Linked DNA regions of Mus musculus: region 2 is linked to region 1. Evidence: chromatin loops called from intact Hi-C (ENCODE). Cell type or tissue: heart. All regions are shown on one strand.

Region 1 (5,000 bases):
ACCGCTTCCATTCCAGCTGAGTTCATTTGGGAGAAGGAGACTGGACACTTCAAACTTTCCTACTGAATGAGAATGGACCCACAGGTTCATATGTGTTTAGTTGCCAGGGAGTGGAACTATTTGAAAAGATTAGAAAGATAAGGCCTATCCAATAGCTGACTGTGAGCATCCACTTCTGTGTTTGCTAGGCCCCGGCCTAGTCTCACAAGAGACAGCTATATCAGGGTCCTTTCAGCAAACACTTGCTAGTGTATGCAATGGTGTCATCGTTTGGAGGCTGATTATGGGATGGATCCCTGGATATGGCATGGATCACAGGGCCCCCAATGGAGGAGCTAGAGAAAGTATCCAAGGAGCTAAAGAGATCTGCAACCCTGTAGATGCAACAACATTATGAACTAACCAGTACCCTGGAGCTCTTGACTCTAGCTGCATATGTATCAAAAGATGGCCTAGTCAGCCATCACTGGAAAGAGAGGCCCATTGGACACGCAAACTTTATATATATGCCCCAGTACAGGGGAACGCCAGGGCCAAAAAGTGGGAATGGGTGGGTAGGGGAGGGGGGGGGGAGGGTATGGGGGACTTTTGGGATAGCATTGGAAATGTAATTGAGGAAAATACATAGTAAAAAATATTTTAAAAATATTTAAAAAAAAAGAAAGATAAGGCCTTATTGAAGGAAGAATGTCACTGGAGGTGGGCTTTGAGTTTTCAAAAACTCATGCTGAGCCCAGAGTCTCTCTGTTTGTGGATCAGGAAGTAGCTCCAATCTACTGCCTGTCTATTACCATGCTTCCTACCATGATAATAATGGAACTTATTAAGAATAATGAACTTCAACTAAACTAAATGTTTCTCATAAGAGTCAGCTTGAACATGTTGTCTCTTCACAGCAACAGTGACTACAACAGTTATTGAGAAGTTATTAGACCTACTACAAAATACCCAACAAAACATCAACATAACAACAACAACCCAACCAAAACACTCTCAGGTGTACCACTGGTAAAATATGAAAGCTACCTGTGTTAATGGACTGTGTAAACAATATACTTACATAAAAGGACCCAGAACAAAAGACTCACTGTTCATCCTTCCACCCTCTGTTCCTAAGAGGGACAGTTCCTCTAGACAACATGGCAAACATACCTGTGAGTTCCCTTGAGTTGTGAATATGGGGTGGTGTTTAACCAGGGACAAATGGCCTTCACCGTGAAGAACTCTTGAATTTCTGGATGAAGGTCAGAAGTTGTCAGATCTCCGTCATGCCCTGTCTTTGAAACGACACAGGAGTTAGTTAAACTGATAAAGTGGAAAGTACGTTAGTGGGATAGACTGACAGCAAAGGAATTCATTCACTATTGAGCCTATTCTAGAGTAGACTATGGAGTACTGGACTCTACCATTGGTTTCAGGATTAGTAATGCTGGCAATAGAAACACATCTGTACACTTCAATATTAGTCTTTAAGTACCATGATCCTCTGATGGTGATAGCAATTTGAAAATGTGGTTTATGTTAGTAAGAGAAGGTTATAAGCAAGATGAAAACAGAGAGAACTGAACCTACTCCTGTTTCTGCCTCTAGCCAGGTATGTCACCTTGGCCAAAATTCCTGAAAACACCTTAAAGTGCCCCCCCCCCAACTCAAGTTTGAAAGTTTTTCATCTGAGACCAAATAACTCATAAAATAAAAACAAATCCACAAAAAAGAAAGGGGGGAAAAAGCTGCAAAACCCTCAGACAACAATGAAAACAACCCCCTCCCCCAATTCAACAAACAGTCAAGCAAAATCCAGCTCTGAATTAAAACTTGAAGGCCTAAGAAAGGTGCTACCTCTGTCAATTCTAAGGAACGCTAAAATGTGAGAAATACTGCATTGCCCTCTGGCTAGAAAGGAGACCAGAGTTTCTGAACTTGGACCTTTGTACAACAACCAAACCCCACCTCAAACCTTATCAGTCAGTAAACTCTTCCAACATATGGAACGACACAGCTAGGATTTCTGGGAGGTTGCCATTTGGTGATGTACTAATTAATCCACCTTATCACCACGGAGCTGTGGTTTTGTATCATTCTAAGATCAGAGTGGGACCCGCTGGACAACTGTGTGTGACCGACACGGGGGTCTTTCCTTTGGATAGTCTGCTCCAACTTTGTTCCGCTTTCTATCTCCTTTAACCCTATTGCTCTTACCTTAGTCAACGGGCTTCAGAAGCTAATCACATGCCTTCCGCAAAAACACACTTTCTGTTCACCTTCCCAAGAGCAGTTTCTAGGGAAGTTTCCTCTTGAAGGGGGAAAAAATCCAGGGCACTTACCTTGCAAGCACTGATCAGGTGAGAAGCCAAAGGTGAGAGGTCAAAGGTGGAGTTTGTTTTATAGAACACAAGGAAGAAGTTTCAGTCTCAGAGCCTTGTCCTGAAGTGGAAACAGTGCTCACTTTGCTGACTTTGGTCAAACTCTCAGTTTAACACAAAAACCGGTGGCTTCTTCTGCCAGGCTATGGACAACAGGGAGTTGTATTAATGTGAATTCCACAATCTCGGGGTGCGGGGGAGGGCGGAGTGACGATTTAGAATTCAGCTTTCAGATTAGAAACAACGGGAGTCCTGCCCCTTTCCCACACCCTCCAATGGACAAGAGGTAAAGGCATCAGAAGGCTGGGTGCCTTTAGAGGGCGCCAAACTTTCATCCTTCTTAGTGACACCCTGATTTCATTCTCCGTCATATTATTTTTTCTTGGAGATTTTTTATATGTATCCAGTCAAATATGATCATATCCATCCACTACTCTGTGCCAACTTCCCCCACATTCCTACACATTCCAAAATAATGGCTTCCGTTTTAGTTCGATGGCTAAGAACTATTGCCTATATGTGGATGATAATAGGTTTTAATGACTGGATTGATGATTCGCCTCTTAAACCAACATAAGAGTGAGTGAGAGGGAGAGCGGGGGAGAGAGGGAGAGAGAGGGAGAGAGCGAGAGAGAGCAAGAGAGAGAGAGAGAGAGAGAGAGAGAGAGAGAGACTACCACATGTACTTGGTGTTTTCCAATGCTTTGTCACAGGAAGAACAACTGAGGAAGCAGTAGCAGTAGTTAATAACAAAAAGCCAGGGCTTGTATGTATTTTCTCTCAATGCTTGGAAGCCACCATAGTGACGGTGGCCCATGTCGATTTGTTGTTGCTGAGGGAAGTTCGTTACCACTGACCATTTTCTGAACCGGAAGTCAGACATGCAAACACCTGGAGGAGTCAGGAAGGCAACATGAATACAGTCAGATGAGATCTGATGGAGAAGCCCAGTGCTCTGCTCAGCTTAGCTAAATGCTGTCATTTAGGATAAAGAGCCTAATCTCTCGCAGGCCCTTTTCTTCCTTCTTTCTGAGACAGGGATTTTCTATGTGCTCTATGACTCTTTTGTGCTTTTCAGATTTGCCATCCTTTTATGCCAACTTCCCCAGAGCTGAGATACTATCATATACCACCATCCCTGGGTTGCAGGCAAAATTATCTGTGTGATTTCTGTGTGTATGCACCACTTAACACAGTGTTATTTATTTGCCTTGGGGAACCAGGAGAGCATGTGTGCATTGTGCCCACAGGCCCAGCCAGAGGAGCCTAGCAGGAGTTTCCTCACTGCTGAGTTCTGCACCACTCTGAGAGACAGAGTCTGCCCACGGCCGCAAGCACTTCTGATGCTTGAGCCACCGTGGGCATGTGCTGAGCTGAAGGACTGAGGTGTCCTGTGACCCTGTCACCGAGGCTTTCTCCTTCTGCTCAGGTTTACTGGTGCATCATTAACTAGGTGGGCTCAGGGAGTCTGTCCCTGTAGCTTTGCAACTTGCCTCACAATCAGTCCAGAAGCACCAGGAACAGAAACAAAGTGGGATGGCTGAGAAAATGGAGCAGGGAGAAGGTCTGAGTCCTCAGACCTCCCAGACTCCACTGGTGGCAGTAATGGATATCTCAGGGCGTTCTTTTCCAAACCTACTGCTGTTCAGCCTCCCGTGAGGTCGGGGGTCTCCATACCTCGCTCACTGTGTATTTTCAAACCTGTACCTCTTCCATTTCAGCTGAGTTCATTTGCAAGTTTATTAGTTTAGAGTGAGCTCTGGTAAGAGGAGACTGAACCTTAGAGGCAGCAAAGCAGGGTTTGAACTTTGATCCTGACTCATCTTTGGACCCAAAGAAGGCTAGTAAAACACTCTAAGATGTACTATTTGCATAAGAAAAAAATTCCTATGTTCATTAACCCGCACGCCTGTGCTCAGTAGTCTGAAGTTAAAGAATTGCAGTGCATTTGAGACCAGTTTGGATTACATGGCTAGTACCAAGCCAGACACAGCTACATAGCAAGACCCTGCCTGGCTCATAAAGCACAAAGAAAGCAGAAAGGCATAAGAGGAAAAAACTCACATCAAAGGATTTTGTATTAGACAAATGGCTGAGCGCAAGACTTTTCTTGGTGTTCGTTCTTCAGTCACGTGTCCCCTCCTGTCCTTGGTTCTTTCTAAAAACAGTATATCACAGAGTTATGTTGAACAGGGAGTGTGGAAGCAAGTGGGCAAAGGTAACTGTGGAGTCTCTTGAGTTGAGAAGGAGGCACAGATGGCTTCTAACCAGGAACAAATGGCTGTCACCAAGAAGAACACTTGAATTGCTAGGCCACTAAATGAAGGTCTCGGTGGTCAGATTTCTGCGGTGCTCTGTCTTTGGAATGACACAAGGGGGTTGTTAGTTAAACCAGTAACGTGGGAAGTGTAGAGTAGAATCCACTGGGAGCAAAGGAATTTATCCACTATTGTGCTCTGTGGACTGAGCTGAGGGAGGGTCCAGAGATGACTGAGACTCAGAGGCAAAAACAAAACAAAGCAAGCAAGCAAGCAAGCAAGCAAGCAAACAAGCAAGAAAGCAAACACACAAAGCCCACTATTAGTTTCTAAGGGAAACAACACCCTTGGGGAAACTGTATTACCTCACCAGGTTCAA
Region 2 (5,000 bases), 260 kb after region 1:
CCCTCCAGGTCCATCCATTTGGCTAGGAATTTCATAAATTCATTCTTTTTAATAGCTGAGTAGTACTCCATTGTGTAGATGTACCACATTTTCTGTATCCATTCCTCTGTTGAGGGGCATCTGGGTTCTTTCCAGCTTCTGGCTATTATAAATAAGGCTGCTATGAACATAGTGGAGCATGTGTCCTTCTTATCGGTTGGGACATCTTCTGGATATATGCCCAGGAGAGGTATTGTTGGATCCTCCGGTAGTACTATGTCCAATTTTCTGAGGAACTGCCAGACTGATTTGCAGAGTACAAGCCTGCAATCCCACCAACAATGGAGGAGTGTTCCTCTTTCTCCACATCCTTGACAGCATCTGCTGTCACCTGAATTTTTGATCTTAGACATTCTGACTGGTGTGAGGTGGAATCTCAGGGTTGTTTTGATTTGCATTTCCCTGATGATTAAGGATGTTGAACATTTTTTCAGGTGCTTCTCTGCCATTCGGTATTCCTCAGGTGAGAATTCTTTGTTCAGTTCTGAGCCCCATTTTTTAATGGGGTTATTTGATTTTCTGAAGTCCACCTTCTTGAGTTCTTTATATATGTTGGATATTAGTCCCCTATCTGATTTAGGATAGGTAAAGATCCTTTCCCAATCTGTTGGTGGTCTTTTTGTCTTATTGATGGTGTCTTTTGCCTTGCAGAAACTTTGGAGTTTCATTAGGTCCCATTTGTCAATTCTCGATCTTACAGCACAAGCCATGCTGTTCTGTTCAGGAATTTTTCCTCTGTGCCCATATCTTCAAGGCTTTTCCCCACTTTCTCCTCTATAAGTTTCAGTGTCTCTGGTTTTATGTGAAGTTCCTTCATCCACTTAGATTTGACCTTAGTACAAGGAGATAAGTATGGATCGATTCGCATTCTTCTACATGATAACAACTAGTTGTGCCAGCACCAATTGTTGAAAATGCTGTCTTTCTTCCACTGGATGGTTTTAGCTCCCTTGTCAAAGATCAAGTGACCATAGGTGTGTGGGTTCATTTCTGGGTCTTCAATTCTATTCCATTGGTCTACTTGTCTGTCTCTATACCAGTACCATGCAGTTTTTATCACAATTGCTCTGTAGTAAAGCTTTAGGTCAGGCATGGTGATTCCACCAGAGGTTCTTTTATCCTTGAGAAGAGTTTTTGCTATACTAGGTTTTTTGTTATTCCAGATGAATTTGCAAATTGCTCTTTCTAATTTGTTGAAGAATTGAGTTGGAATTTTGATGGGGATTGCATTGAATCTGTAGATTGCTTTTGGCAAGATAGCCATTTTTACAATGTTGATCCTGCCAATCCATGAGCATGGGAGATCTTTCCATCTTCTGAGATCTTCTTTAATTTCTTTCTTCAGAGACTTGAAGTTTTAATTGAATATTTAGACTTTTGTCTTGAATAACATATCTGACTTGACTCAATGCAACTACAGAAGTAGGTAGAGAGATAAACGGAGATGTATTTTTTTGGTGAAGACATGAATATCCTTTATTACACTGTGAATAGTTTTTTAAAGGATAAACTGTTTCATCAACCTTTGTCTTGCAGAGCTGGTAAGATATTCCTTGCTACTAAGATGAGGGGCTATTAGCCTAGATAGGTGGTTTTGGTGTATTGGTCATTCATCACTTTCTATTTAGTCTGCCGTTGAGAAGTTCAGCAGGGAAACCCCTTCATCAATTACCGTATTTCTGTGTATACGCACAGTGGACTAAAGAGCATACTGCCATCTTGTGAGGGCACTGGCAAGAAGGAAGGTAAACGAGGGCAGTTTGCCAGCAGGAACTCAAAACCCTCATCCCATTTTTAAGAAAGAGAAGTTTATGCCAGCTTATGGCTCCAGAGAGATAAAAATCCATGATGGTAGCTTTATAGAGAGGACTGAATCAGGAGAGACAGAGGCCCACAAAGGACAAACTCAGTGAGCTGAACTTTGGGTTCCCTTTAACTTCAATCAGCCTTTAAGCTGAGAGCTGAGCTTCAATCCCATGAGAACATTACCAACCACGGGTGTCTAGTTTTTATACTCAGACCCTTGATAACAGAAACTGCTGGATAAATATATCTGTTGTCTCAAACTGCTAATATTAAATTTGTTATGTAGTTCATGGACAATATCCAGAACGGGACAATGTGTTAGACATCAATAAATAAAAAATCCACAAGACCTAGCCCAATTTCTTTCTTTGACTTTTTTCTGACTGATCATTGCCTGAGCAGTCTCTGCTCCATTTGAACTCCAAGGGGACCTGTTCTTCTCATTGGCCATTTTGCACACTGGTGTCTTATCTTCTGCTCTCTCTTTTTTGTTCTTTTAGGAGGGTGGTAGCAATGCATTCACCTTTCAATGTGCCAAAGGAGCAAAGACAGGAGCAATGTTTCTATCAATGGCACAATATAACAATCCTAGCTGATCTAGGAAGACATGTTTCTGTATGCAGAAATATGCTCCATTTAATTGAATGAGTAGTTATTTGTGGAGTGTAGGATAGTCTCTACATCATCATGTGAGGGGAATCGCCATTTAAAAAAGTATTTTAGTAACAGAGAAGGTTCATTAACAGTCCAAGAGCTTCTGAAACTCGGAATGACGGAGACAAGGATCTGTGTAGTTTTCTTAAAATGTAATCAGAGGGCAGAACTAATATTCTTTGTGTTAGATACTGAGATAGACGTAGCAGACCTGTAGGAAGCCTGAGATTTAATTTATTATCAGTAGTTTGGATCATGTAGTTATATACATATAATATGATTTATTTTTTTTTACTGACTTAATCATTTTTCTGTGATATTATTTTTAAAACAAGGCTGACTTAATGAAGTTTATGCCCTCATGATCAAGATAAGCAGCTCCAGAGCTAGCAAAGCTCTGAAAAGTGCTAATGGTCTGCCACCTTGTGGCCTGAGTAACCACTGCAAACCACTGCAGTGCTAGCTAGGTATTATTAGTTGGTAAATAGAACTATGTGGATTTTCTCAACGTGTTGAAATTAACAATGTGTGACTTTGGATTCACCCCTGAATGTATGAGATTATGTTTTTCACACCTGAAGTGTCCTGTGGACAAAGAAACATGTCCTAGGCTACAGTAAGAGGAGAAAAGGGACTGGACATGTAAGACAAAACTCCAAATGTCTGACCTGCTCCCTGGGTGTGACTTAGTGAACTATACCAACATATTCAGAGAGAAGTGCATGATTAGACAGAGAGCAGATAAGTGGTTGGCATCAAATAATTGCTGGGTGATTGGCAGATATTAGGAGTTGCAGAGAAAATATATTAGAGATGAACTATTCTTAATGTTAAGCCTCATTTAAGTAATTCAATGAATGGTTAGTGGGGCACACTTGAAAGTTACTTGGAGGATTAATTGGAAAAGCAACTCTTGATGTAAGCATCCATGGGAGGGAAATGTTTACAGTGTAAGGTTTCTGAGAAGGAGAGCAATGATGTATTCAAAGCAGGAGGAAGTGATACACACTTTGAGAAGAGTTTCAATGTAGTCGTGCCTCTCATGCACAGAGGGCAACCCGGTACAGATTATCCAGGCATCCCTACGTATTGCACAGGAAACCTCTTTCCCAAATTATTGTGTGCCTTAAATATGCTTACAACAAACTGCCCAGGGTCAGACTCCAGAAATTTGAACCAACCTTGGGTACTGAGTCGTGTTGAGTGCACTGAGTCGTCTTTTTGCCCCATGAGGATTGTTACTCTGTAAGCCATAGCATTTGCTGAGAGCCCTCACAATTGTATGCATTTAAAACAAAATATAAAATATTTTAAAAGACAGGAGATAAGGTAAGAATGAAATATCTGTGATATTACAAATAACACTGGGTTAGCAGAGGAGAGTCTATTTAGTCAGTAAAAGTCTGTGTTTTGACATGCCCATTGGATGTGTGTAAAATAGAATACAGTTCAGTCAATCACTGGAAAAAGCACTGCTCTCATTGATTCATGTCCATGGAGGCTGTGGACTCTTTTTATATAACCCTACCTCCCAGTCCATTAGTACTAAGCCAGATTCAGTAATCTCAAGATCTAAGACCTGGCAGGCAGCTCTCTAGATAGACAGTCTTGAGTCAGCAGCATTACTGAAGTCAGTGACTTACATATTTCTTGACCCTCTTGGATGCAAAGATTAATACCCTGGTGATAACCATCATTGCTCGCTCTTGCTGGTACTGACTGTCCTCACTCATCCAAGTGGCCATTTCCTGTTAGAAACACAGCAGCTGTTTTAGAACCACAGTAATTCCACTTCTGAAAGGCTCCTCTATGTAGTTTCCAACTTTACCAAGGCAGGAAACATTATCTACTGATTAATCCATACTTGATCTCATTTTATCTAAAATTGCAGCAAACCCCAACCTTTCAATGACTGCACAACTTCTACTGTTATACTTATACATTTATGTTTTATTAAATTCATTCAACAGTTACTGATATTCACTATAATATAAACTTCTGGGTATCATTAAATGTTTTGTATAAGACGATGATGTTATGTTACCTCTTGTTTAAGTTCATATTTTCACTTTGAAAAGCATGGGATTTGTATTTCGCCTTTAAGAGAGAACTAAAATTGTATCTGATTCAGAAATGTCAACTTACCCAAGAATTATTCTGCCTCTTGTTTTATATATTCTGGAGATAGCACCGTGAGGCCTGCGTACCCATAGAACTGCCACCATGATAGAGGAAACTGCTGATTTCTAGCTTACACCTTCCAAGTCATGGGGGGAGCTACACCTGGACCTGCTTGAGTCACAGCCAGGACAGTAGAAGTGTGGATTGCTGGCGTTCTCAGCAGAGTGTCCACGTGCTGCAGATGAGCTAACACTGTGGTCCTTTGAGTACCTCTCCAGAAACCATGTCTCTGAGGACCTAGCTTGCCTCAAAAATCTGTGAAATGACTTCAGGACACTTCTCCCATTGTCCACTTGATGGACAGGATGACTTCAGGACAC

What was found. Peaks named below come from ENCODE experiments on the same cell type or tissue, not always from the same donor. Only the 100,000 strongest peaks of a DNase experiment are listed, where the experiment ranks them.
Region 2: it touches region 1 in a loop (9-fold over the local background); 11 of 42 quality-filtered maps call a loop at or near these places.

What each region holds. Positions count from the first base shown.
Region 1 is chr1:162,811,377-162,816,376 of GRCm38, forward strand. Fmo4 (flavin containing monooxygenase 4) reads right to left here and starts at 1,173. Exons shown (of 9, transcript NM_144878.1): 1 at 1,153-1,173. In heart, a CTCF peak has its summit at 2,681 (motif pointing right); a DNase peak (open chromatin) is centred at 2,565.
Region 2 is chr1:163,067,776-163,072,775 of GRCm38, forward strand. It overlaps Mroh9 (maestro heat-like repeat family member 9), which reads right to left. Exons shown (of 22, transcript NM_030071.1): 7 at 4,143-4,247. Among named protein-coding and RNA genes, the nearest start is that of Gm22671, 15 kb to the left of the region's middle. In heart, a CTCF peak has its summit at 2,928 (motif pointing left); no DNase peak of the experiment used is centred here.